Linked DNA regions of Homo sapiens: regions 1 and 2 are each linked to region 3. Evidence: read pairs that join two places in POLR2A ChIA-PET (ENCODE). Cell type or tissue: MCF 10A. All regions are shown on one strand.

What was found. ChIA-PET counts read pairs that join two places held together with the same protein. Peaks named below come from ENCODE experiments on the same cell type or tissue, not always from the same donor. Only the 100,000 strongest peaks of a DNase experiment are listed, where the experiment ranks them.
Region 1: POLR2A ChIA-PET joins it to region 3 with 5 read pairs; 3 of 35 experiments call an interaction of 5 or more read pairs at or near these places.
Region 2: POLR2A ChIA-PET joins it to region 3 with 6 read pairs; 1 of 35 experiments calls an interaction of 5 or more read pairs at or near these places.

The regions. Positions count from the first base shown.
Region 1 is chr6:159,951,212-159,955,211 of GRCh38, forward strand. No RefSeq gene overlaps it. Among named protein-coding and RNA genes, the nearest start is that of IGF2R, 16 kb to the right of the region's middle. In MCF 10A, no CTCF peak of the experiment used is centred here; DNase peaks (open chromatin) are centred at 2,040 and 2,280.
Region 2 is chr6:159,699,628-159,703,627 of GRCh38, forward strand. It overlaps a transcript of SOD2 not described here. Among named protein-coding and RNA genes, the nearest start is that of SOD2, 8.4 kb to the left of the region's middle. In MCF 10A, no CTCF peak of the experiment used is centred here; DNase peaks (open chromatin) are centred at 1,014 and 2,114.
Region 3 is chr6:160,039,328-160,043,327 of GRCh38, forward strand. It overlaps IGF2R (insulin like growth factor 2 receptor), which reads left to right. Exons shown (of 48, transcript NM_000876.4): 11 at 1,233-1,397; 12 at 3,821-3,961. Among named protein-coding and RNA genes, the nearest start is that of AIRN, 34 kb to the left of the region's middle. In MCF 10A, a CTCF peak has its summit at 2,357; DNase peaks (open chromatin) are centred at 2,464, 2,984 and 3,754.

The DNA.
Region 1 (4,000 bases), 88 kb before region 3:
AAAAAGTGCCATCCACCCCCTTTCTGGGATCTTCTGTCTTCCCGTGGAGTCTGAGGAGTCGTGGACAGGTAGCTTCCTCTCAGGCCTAAAGCTCGGCTTTCTTTTGCATTGCATGACCTGATCTCTTTGGCTTCTAGGGTACCAGGGATCACTTTGTACTGTGAGAGAACCACCTTTGTGTGTTCGTATTCAGGGCAACTTGAAGCTATGCTCCTGGGTGTCCATTCTCAACCATTGTGCTTGAATAAACTTTTAAAACCAGATTCTGACCTTTTTGATTATTTTAGGCTGATACCTCTGAAGACGTGCACTGCCCTGCAAGACATACATTATTATTGGGGCAACTTTGTTAGTCCTCTTCATCCCAGTCGGGAGAGCCCCTTCGGGACCACTGGCCCCCAAGCTACTGTAGCCATGTCCTTGCCGCCCTGATCCCCGCACCCTGCGAAGCTTCTCTCAAGCCCATCTACCAGAGCATGTACCTCAGGACTGCTGCTACCCAACCACTCAGGTGCCCTGTGGGCCTGGGAATTCTCTTTCGGTTTTGCAGCTTCAATGGCTAAGCGCTCTTGAGTTTTCCTGAAGTTTCTGTCTGGTGTTTATGCTCCTCACTCAGCCCTGGAAGGTAAGGGGCTGGACTCCTTCCCCGGGACCTTCCTGTATCCACACTCCGAATGTCCCTCAGGATCCCTCATCACACTTACAGGATGCACGCTGCCTTTCGGGTGGAAAATGGCTCTGATCTTTATACACATTTCCCACTCTGAAGGTGGAGTTTCCCCATTCCCCAGGGGGATGTGTAACTCTCTGCACTTTCCTGCTGGGAGTTAAACACTGCTTCTGTCGTTTCCCCTCCTCCTGCCCAACCTTCTTCCCCAGGAAGTTTACTTCCACAAGCACCTTCATCTTCTGTTCTAGGGGGATTTTGGAGCATTTGGGGCCCTCGGGTGATGGATTGGAAAGTCTTGAGGCACAGGCTGAGTCAACTAAAACCAGTGGATTGTCAGACAACAGGCCAGGCATCCTCCCCAACAGCAGCTAGAAGTGGGTCTCTGCCAGCCGGTTCCTTCACTCCTTTCAAACACGGGGCTGCCTGACCCTGGCTCTGCGCTCTCTCAATCTTTTGCTTTCCTCTAGAACAGACCTCTTCCTCCCATCCTCCTCCTGTACCAGTGCTAGGAGCAGCAAACCTGCTCTGTGAATCTGCATCTGAATCTTCTTACCTGGCCTTGAGGCTTGTGGCTTCTGGGCCGAATACCAAGTATTTGCCAACACTCAGGGGCCCTCGGGTTACAAGTGAAGGACTTTGGGGCAGCGTGGGATTGAAGAGCTGAGCGGGGAAATTCACTGACAAAAGCTTTGAAAACCTGATTCTAAAGCATCCAAACACTATAAAATGTGCCCGGAGGCTGCAGTGTAGGTGCAGCATAGAGAAAGGCAGAAGGTCATCAGGAGGCTGGAGCTGATGGGGACCTGGCCTGGGGGCGGCTTTGGAGTCTGGAAAGATCAGAACTATAATGAATTGTTTTGGATGCGGAGACTCTGGTGTCCTGTGTGTGCTCTAAGTTAAGGACCTTATTCATCATTTCAAGGACCTCGGAGACTAGTTCTGCATATTTGTGGGATTTATAAATCCTGTTTCAGTCTGTACACCTTTTTCGACCTTTCAGGGTCATCGGCTTTTGTTTTTGTTCTGCCAAGGACTAGCCAGGCCACAGAAATCTTGATGAATGGCAACAGCAAGGCAAAGAAAGCAGCTGTCTTCTATCGACACACCCAGGATCCACCTTGTCTCCTGAACAGTCATCCCCACGGGGAGACCCCCAGAAGGGGTTCCACTTACAAATGATTAAACAGTTAATGACACCTGGGAGTGTGCATTTGCTATTCATTTGTAAAATGGGTCTGATTTCTCTCCTAGCCTAAAGCTGGCAAGTTCCAGTGATGGGAACCCCTGAGCCTGATTCGCCATGGCAGAGGCCACACAAGCTGCCTTCCTCATTCACCAAAAAGGCGAGATTTGCTGGAGGGACGCCAAGGTCAGTGGGGGGACACACTCCCGGTGCCATGTGCCTCCCGCCAAGATTTCCTGTCCCTTTGATGGCAAATCTGCCCCCGTCGTGTGAACAATCACACCATCTGCATGGAGTCTGTGGGACAGAAAATGTACAGCAATAATCCATATATAATGAGTCCCCCTTCACTGCCCCCAGCCTTTGCAACTTCCGTGACCACAATTCCTATAGTACACTCTTGGGAAACAGGAAATCCTTGTAAGAGCTGCACAGTAATCACACTGGAGCTATTTCACAAACTCAAGAACTGAATTGCTTAACAGCAAAGCACAGCTTTTTTTTTTTTAAGGTGCAAAATCAAACGCAGAGCCCAGGGGCAGTTAGAAACAGCTGCCTTTCAGGGACCATTTTCTGGAGTAGCAGCCTGTAACCAAAGACTTTTTTTTAACCTAATGAGATTGATACTTCCATGAGAGTGTCTATAGGCCTGGCATGGTGGGAAGACGTTGTTCCTGCTTGTTTGGCAACAGTTATTTTTTAGGACAGTTGGCAGGACCGACTTAAACAGACCTGTCAGAAAAATGTATCATAAAATCAAAGGGCACCCTCTTGCTGCTCAAATGGTTTTCTCACAAAGATAACGAGGGTGGTGGAGTGACTTATGGATATGGTGAGATGATGTCAAGTGATGCTAAGTGCAGGTAGCCACAGAAGCATCCAGGTCCGAGGTTCCCAAACCTTTTGGTTTCAGCACCACTTTGCACTCTTAAAATCAAAGAGATTTTTTAAAATGTGAGTTGTATCTGTTGATATTTACCATAGTCAAGATTATAATGGAGAAAATATAAACACACAGGAATACTCAAGCCTGTGTGCCATTAGCGGAGAGGTGACATCATTACACATCAGATTGCCTCTGGGAAACAACACTGCTCACATACGTGCAAATGACAGTGAAGAAAGCGAAAGGTGTCTTGCAGTATTATAAAAATAGCTTTGACCTCACAGATGCTTTGAAAGGGTCCCATGGCCCCTGAGGGTCCCCAGAGCACACTTTCCTATGTCAGTCAGCATCCAGCACTCCAGGCTGGGCAACATAGTGAAATGCCATCTCTGAAAGAAAAAAAAAATTAGCTGGGCGTGGTGGCACACAACTGTAATTTCAGCTACTTGGGAGGCTGAGGTGAGAGGATACCTTGAGCCAAGGAGTTTGAGGCTGCAGTGAGCTATGATTGCACCACAGCCTTCCAGCCTGGGTGACAGACTGAGACTCTCTCTAAAAAATAATAATAGTAACTTTTAAAAATATATTTTAAAAACTCAAACATCTAGCACATGAATGTTGTTACATGCTTGGCCTTGTACTAGGTCCTGGGGAAGACACACAAAATAATATGATGTAGGGACCAAAAAGAATATAAAATGTAGCCCCTGCCTTTGAGCACACTGAAATAAATGCAAAAAATGGAAAACTGCCTAGTGATGCAAGCTGGTATACAGTAAGTGCCAAATGAGAGTCAGAGCTAAGGTGTATCCCTGGCATTTGGAATAGCAGTCCCTAGGGCCTAAGTGGGGCAAGCCAGGTGTCTTGGAGAAGGACAGTTTTGTGCTGGGCTTGAAGGAAAGATAGTTGGTTTATGGGAAAGAATGGAATTGGCATCAGAAACTAGGATTCCCCTGGGTCCCAGTTCTGTCATTAATCAAACGTGTGAACTGGAGCCCATTATGACTTCCCCGGGTGCAAAAGCAGCTGTGACATTTCCAGGTTGCTGATCCTAGCTTGAGTTCACCCCTCTCCCTGGCAGACGGCTTGCTGTCTCTTTGCTCACTCATGGTCCAATGTGTACCTCCCCAGGGCCCTGCATACCTCCCCAAGAGTGGCATGTCCCACCCTTGAACTCAATGCCGCGGCCATTAGCACTGGATAAGCACAAACTCCTGACAGATACACACTTCCCATTGTTTCCACACTGAGTGGTCCTCTC
Region 2 (4,000 bases), 340 kb before region 3:
ACTTCTAGTTCATATCCCAGGATTTGTCATGGAGTAAGATTGATTTCAGGTGCACAGTTCCAAGAATGACTCTCAAGGGCTACTCAAGCTACTAAAGAGTAGCCCAGACCACTGAGGGCTGTGAGCAAGCATAAGGATCTTGGCTGGCTGAATCTCTGGGCCAGCACAACCCAGGGGCTGCACTCCACACTGTACATCTACTCGGAGCAGCCAAAATAGGTACACAGGAGGAGTGGCCTCGCATACCACCCAGGTCCATGCCAGATTGTGGTCCACTGAGAACAGTATTGATATCACAGTATTTCTGGGAACCTATGTCCCATCTCAGGCAACTCCCAGGACTCAATCCATCTTGGCCTGCATCACCCTCCTCTCGTGCCAGCTTACATCTGCATTTACCCTCTGGTGAGAAATTAGATAAAATCGCATAAAATAAAACTTCATTTTCATGCTAAAGATATTTAGTTTGAGGAACTAGTCAGCTATATGTTGGTACACTAGAGGTGAGCCACTAAAAATGATCACTGTTCAGTTAGATGTGGACAAAACATATTTAAGAGTGGGACAATTATTAAACATTTAAGGGATCAGATTGGTTTCCAGGTGTCTTTAAATGCCACTCCACTTTAGAGAATTAATGGAAATTAGAGACAACACATTACTAGTGTGGTGATGCAGTAGCTCCAGTAATTTTCTGGTTCTTCATCTGAATTCATTTACATGGTTTAAGTTAAAATGCATTGTTGGCCAGGCGCGGTGGCTCACGCCTGTAATCCGAGCACTTTGGGAGGCCGAGGTGGGTGGATCACAAGGTCAGGCGATCGAGACCATCCTGGCTGACACAGCAAAACCCCATCTCCACTAAAAATACAAAAAATTAGCTGGGTGTGGTGGCAGGCGCCTGTAGTCCCAGCTACTCGGGAGGCTGAGGCAGGAGAATGGCATGAACCCAGGAGGCAGAGCTTGCAGTAAGCCAAGATTGCGTCACTGCACTCCAGTCTTGGTGACGTGCGAGACTCTGTCTCAAAAAAAAAAAAAAAAAATCAATGCATTGTTAACATGTGTGGCATGTTTTCCAACTCCCATTTTTTTGATGGCATGGATAAGACTTAGTCTCTAAGTACTAAATGAAGAACAAATATCTCTCTGAGTGCACTTTGAAAGTAATGCTTAAATGTCTGGTCTCTGGGACATAACATCTATCTTTGTTAAACTCTGACTTTTTACTGACCTGATTTTCATTTAGGTTCAGTCTAAGCTTTCCAAATCAAGCAGAGACCTAATTTTCTTAAGCTTCCCTGGAACACAATGTAGGATCTCGGCTTTTAGACTGAACTCTAGGAGACACAAATTCTCAGTGATGGGGTGGTCTCCAAAACCATGAGAAGGAGTCCACTTAAAGCAACTGTCAGGCAAGACAATATGTAAGATTTCCCTGTATTCCACCCACATGCCACCACTGTGAGCAATATAAATATAACCCCACACCTGCTTCCTCTCCAGGCCAATCCCTGGAGATTTGAGAAACCATGGTTAGCATGCTCAAAGATGAGCAGCAGCAGCAGAAGGCAAGACGCTAGAGAAGGCACCTGCCAGCTGCCAACATCTTTCTCCCTCTGTAGGCTGCTGGCCTGCTAGAGGCCTGTGATGAAGTTTTGACTTTAAATCACTTTCAGAGTTTTGCTTCTCACATGGGAGCATTTTGGATAGTGAATTGAGCCTGTGTTCTAACTTAAAGTGATTATAAGACTTTTTATTACTAAAGAACATATATTTTTTAAAAGGTCACGGGACCAAGCTGGGCGTGATAGCACATGCCTATAGTCCCAGCTACTTGGGAGGCTGAGGCCCGAGGATCACCTGAGCCCAGGAGTTCGAGGTTGCAGTGAGCCACGATCATGCCACTGCACTCCAGCCTGGTGACAGAGTGAGACCCTGTTTCAAAAAAAAAAAAAAAAAAAAGTCATGGGACCAGCATTTGATCCAGGGACGAAGGAAAAACAAGCCCATGAAGCAAATTTAATGACCTATTGGGCAATAAAGGAATATCACTTCATGATCTCATCCATGAGTCATTGTTACTGTTAATAGTCACACATCAGTGCTATGGTAGAATCTCAAAATCTCCCACATTTTTGGTATTTGAATGGTACCCAACATTTCCAGCTTGAATGTGGACTTTTCCCCAGCAATTTGTATATTCTATGAGTCATTTCAGTGGGGATTTTAGGAGAGAACCTGTGCTCATTCCCCTTCTTGCCAGAGGATCACCCACCCCGTCAGCCCAAGTGTGACCTTTACAGTTAGAAAGTGCTATACACAGCTGCTTTTCTCTCACTTTTTCCTAGAGAACAAGAACAAAATCTCCCTGCCTTGTATCTAAGGTTTTTCCTACTGAGAAAGAGACTTGTTATTCAGTTCAATGGTTTATGGGCATAAAATATGGATGCCCCAAATAAGGGACCTTACTTTATCATATAAATCTGATGAGCTTAAACATACTTTAGATTACATTCTCTGTAGTTAGTTGTGCCTTTATGCTGCTACGCATTTGTAGTGGCTAACACCTGTAATCCCGGTGCTTTGGGAGGCTGAGGCGGGAGGATCCCTTGAAGCCAGGAGTTCAAGACCAGCCTGGGCAGCAAAGCAAGACCCTGTCTGTATAAAATTTTTTTTTTTTTTTTCTTGAGACTGAGTCTCACTCTATCACCCAGGCTGGAGTGCAGTGGTGCAATCTCAGCTCACTGTAACCTCCGCCTCCCAGGTTGAAGTGATTCTTGTGCCTCAGCCTCCCTAGGAGCTGGGACTACAGACGTGCACTGCCACACCCAGCTAATTTTTGTATTTTAAGTAGATGGGGTTTCACCATGATGACCAGGCTGGTCTCAACCTCCCAACCTCAGACAATCTGCCCACCTCCGCGGCCTCCTGAAGTGCTGGGAATACAGGTGTGAGCCACCCTGCCCAGCCTATAAACAATTTTTTAAAACCTCAGCCAGCAGCAATACAGGGAAGCTCTATCTCTCCAAAAAAAAAAAAAAAAAAAAAAAAAGAAAGAAAGAAAGAAAGAAAAAAAAGCCAGGCATGGTGGTGTGCGCCTGTAGTCCCAGTTACTGAGAGGCTGAGGTGGGAGGATCACTTGAGCCCAGAAGGCAGAGGATGCAGTATGTTGTGATGGCACCACTGCACTCCAGCCTGGGCGACAGAGCAAGACCCTATCTCGAAAAAAAAAAAAAAAAAAAAAAAAGCCAGGTGTTGTGGTATTTGCCTATAGTCCCAGCTACTCAGGAGGCTAAGGTAGGACTGCTTAATCCCAGGGGTTCGAGGCTGCAGTGAGCTCTGATTGCACCACTGCACTCCAGTCTGGCCAACAGTGAAACCTCATCTTTAAAAAAAATGGCTTCCGGCCAGGCATGGTGGCTCACGCCTGTAATCCCAGCACTTTTGAAGGCCGAGGTGGGCAGATCACCTGAGGTTGGGAGTTCGAGACCAGCCTGACCAACATGGAGAGACCCCGTCTCTACAAAAAATACAAAATTAGCCAGGCGTGGTGGCGCATGCCTGTAATCCCAGCTACTTGGGAGGCTGAGGCAGGAGAATAGCTTGAACCCAGGAGATGGAGGTTGCAGTGGGCCAAGATTGCGCCATTGCACTCCAGCCTGGGCGACAAGAGTGAAGGGCTTCTGTTTTTGTATGTATGTATGGAAATTCTGTTGTGTGTGTTTCAAGGAGTGGACAAAGAAAGCAGCTTACTACATGGAAGTTGAGGCTTTACCTCTTTTTTTTTTTTTAAAGGAAGATTTAACAAGTTTCACTTAGTACAATACTTCTAAATGGAAATCACAAGGAAAGATTTAAACCAAAGCCTCAGAATTCCATACAAATGACATGACGAAACTCCTAAAGTATTAGTATTACATCTTAAAATTGTCCCATATGTTAAAAAAAAGTAAAAGTATACACTCAAGTGTACACTCACATGCCTTACAGGATATTAAAC
Region 3 (4,000 bases):
ACGATACTATAATCTTTTGAGGCTACCGTTTTATATGCAGTCTGTTGTTGACCAAATGTTGTTATGCAGCACGTAACTGTATAAAGAAAGTACTTAAACAGAGCCTGTTCTTCTGCAGCTTGCCTTTATGTAGCCGAGGTGCTGAGCTCAGTGCCTGGCTGAGATTGTGCTCACTACAGGTTTGCCGCTGTGGCTGGTATTATAATTATAGTGATGATAATATTAAAGATTGGATAGAAATTACAATTGAAATATCATTTGCTCTTGGTACAGAATCTTACTTCCTGTTTTCTTAGATCATTACCTAGCTTATGATACCAAACCTCAAGAAGGCAGATCACATGGTGGGAGGCTCAGACAAGGATTATGAAACCATCAGGGGTGGGAAAAGGAGTGTTGTGCCCACGGACCCCTAGCCTGGAAAGGTGCAGGGATAGGATTTCCAGCAAGGAGCAAGTCAGCAAAGCCTCTGAATCTCAGCGTCCATGGGATGGGGACGTGGCCTGTGAAGAGCTGGTTTTCAGACTTAGGCCTGAACTATTCCTGCTGATGGATGGGAAATCTGGGTGGCTCACTCTTGGTGGAAGAAGAGGCTTGATTTGAGGAGGGTGTTACAGACAGGTGCACTGACGGAACCACAGAATTTCAGCACTGTTTGGAGTTGTGCTGCTAACATTGTGGGGCTGGCATAGGACCTTGGCGTGCTTCACTGGGAGCGACTGACTATAGATGGCTTCCACTCTTGTTTTACTTTAGGGATGAGTCCCAGAGAACTTGTCTTGTTCACAGTCGCATCACTAAGTCAGCAGTGCACAGGGAACTAGAGCTCCATTTCTGTCCTCCTTTCTGTGAGTCCCCAGTGTCACCCAGAGATGTTCAGGAGCCTCTGGGAGCTGACCACAGCCCGGGAGCAGAGGATCCCACTCACTGCTCTTGCGTTCCTCCTGCCTGCCCTTTTAATCTTATCTTTGGAGATGCTGTACACAGCCTTCTGTCAATGTCTCCCAAGGTGAAAGGCATGCTGGCCTGCCATCGAGGACTTAGGGTTAAGCATCTGAAGCTTAATAGAAGCCTGTGTCAACTCAGATCCCCATGGTCTCTAAAAAAACCTGGACCTGAATTTTTTAACGGAGCAGTTGGCATTGGTCCTGTTCAGTTTCTTCCTTGCTCCTTAGCTGTTCCTCAATTTTGGTCACGTATGGAGTTTAAATTTCTCCTCTTGAATTGTGCAGGTAACGATGGGAAAGGAACTCCTGTATTCACAGGGGAGGTTGACTGCACCTACTTCTTCACATGGGACACGGAATACGCCTGTGTTAAGGAGAAGGAAGACCTCCTCTGCGGTGCCACCGACGGGAAGAAGCGCTATGACCTGTCCGCGCTGGTCCGCCATGCAGGTACTGCCCTCCTTGCCATGCGGGTCTTAGTCCACATGCTCATGGAACATTTTCCCATGAGTACTTTTGGAAATGCGGTTACTATTTTCTTTGTCAGTGGGTTGCGTCACAGCCCTCCCCCAGTTTTTTCATGTGGCTGTGTGAATTATTAGAAGGAGCATTGGACTGGGAGGTGAAATAACTGAATTTGAGACCAGCATTTTTGACCTTGTGTTTTCACCCTTTTACACACTGCCTCTCTTCCATCTCTGAGGTGGGATCTGCAGCCTCTGCCCCCTGGGGTTCTTCTGTTTGGATCCTCTAGGCAGATGGATGTGCACCTTGGGCTGCTGTTCACCGCTGCCTCAGCGTGCAGTGGGCTTGTACTCGAGGCTGAGCTTGCTGTTGCACGGCAGGCACCGGATGAGGTGCCAAGGAGGCAGCAGCGCCCCCCACAGCACAACCCCTGTCCTTGGGGGCCTGGAATTTAGCAGGAAACAGAGCAGGTGGAATAATAAGAATGGGAGTCTCAAGCAGGGATAATCTGATGGGGGGGATTTCTGGTTTTACCCTCTTGGCAGCTCAAATTAGGTGTACAGAAGCCAGTTGCCTCTGTAAGGGGGAGATGACCCGAAGCAGAGAGAATGACTTGCCTCATGTAATTACCACCCAGAACAGTCACAGAACTGCTGGCGGTATGTTCTCGCTCGTAAGTGGGAGTTGAACATTGAGAACACATGGGCACAGAGGGGAACAGCACACACCATGGCCTGTTTAGGGTTGGGGGTGAGGGGAGGGAACTTAGAGGATGGATCAGTAGGTGCAGCAAACCACCATGGCACATGTATACCTATGTAACAAACCTGCACGTTCTCCACATGTATCTTGTTTTTTTTTAAAGAAAAATAAAACTGCCAGGGTGACAGCACTGCTGCTCCTGTCTTCTGAGTCCCACCTGGTTTGCTAAATACCAGGTTAGAAAGAGGAATCCCTCTTGTGGAGTGTTTGAGAACCTGCCTCACTGTGAACCGCCTGGGCAGGGAGTGCTGGCAGTGCTGTTGTGGTTAAACACCCTGTGTGCTGCTGGGAACGGTGCCATAGTTAATTCTGGCACATGTGTGCTAGTGAAGACATTGGTTTTCTGTGAAGTGGAAAGAGTTCTAGCTGCAGAGTTGGAGACCTGGCTGAGGACTGGTGTTGCCGCATCCAACCACATTTGCTTGAGCGAGCTGCTCTCCAGGCCCGGGTTTCTTACGGTGAACTGGGTGGTGCTGTTAGATTCCTTAAGTTAACTTTTTTTTTTTTAAACATTACTGTGTATAAGAGACAACCTAGGATCTATGAGATAAGGAGAGATACATTTTTCAATCTACAGACTTCCTGACATAGCTCTGGTTTCTTGGAATCTGCAGTATTTCGTGGTATTTGTGCGTAGATAGCCCTAAGTAAATTATGAAGGGAGAGCTAAAACCATTCCTTACTGCTTGAAGAAGTCCCTTAAGACTTTACAGCCCACCTGGCTCCACCCCAGACTTCCAGTGTTTAGGGCAGGTCCTTGTTCACATGCACAGTCTTGTATGGTTTCTTTTAGGCTGTTGACATTGGAAAGTACTTCTCCAAATGTACTGTATCACCACTGATGAGTCATGGGGTTTTGCCTTCCAAACCCCAGTACCCAACCTGCAAAGGGAGCATTTTCAAATGAGAACGTGTATTTTTATATCTTTACCTCCTCCTTGACACACTTTGTAAGTTACTCCTTCAGCGACTGTTCGCCGTGTGGTTTGCTTTTTGTGGATGCCCTCGCCCTTGCTTGCTGTGCTGGTGACACTCAGCTGGTGCCCCCTCACGTCCTGCAGGTGCCTAATCAGTGTCTGATCACACTGACCAGCTCACCAGTCTTGTGAGTTCAGCGGCCACCTGTGGTACCTTGCTTGTCTTCTGTGGTAGCATGCATTGCATCCTGCACTCAGTCTGCAGATGTGTAAGAGGTTGCTGGTTTCTTTTAGCTTCACAGGCCTTCACAGGGGCCGAGCGGGGTGTATTAGCAATGGTGTTAAGCGGGGTGTACTAGCAATGATGTACCACTCTACTGCGTCCCAAGACACAGGCTGGCTTCTTGATTTGGGTTTTCAGTTTCTAATTTCATACTGTGGGGCTTGGGAGAATTTTGCCGTTCAGTTCTCTGTCCCCCAGTTGGGCCTACTCTTCTGAAGAAGTATTGGGATGTAGTTTGTTTCTGTCACATTAAATGAGAAACCTGAGAATCTCGGTGAATTTTTGTGCTTTCAGTCTGCCCGGGTTCCAGAAACAGCGCTGGGGATTGAGTGACGAAGTGGTTTGGGAACTTTGAGCCCTTGACTTTTGGCTTAATCACTATTTATTCTGTGACTCAGAGAAATCAGCATTGCTTTTGGCTAAAATACACTTTTGTTTTGTTACAGAACCAGAGCAGAATTGGGAAGCTGTGGATGGCAGTCAGACGGAAACAGAGAAGAAGCATTTTTTCATTAATATTTGTCACAGAGTGCTGCAGGAAGGCAAGGCACGAGGGTGTCCCGAGGACGCGGCAGTGTGTGCAGTGGGTGAGTTGTGCCTGGATGGAAGATCTAGGTGATGCTTTT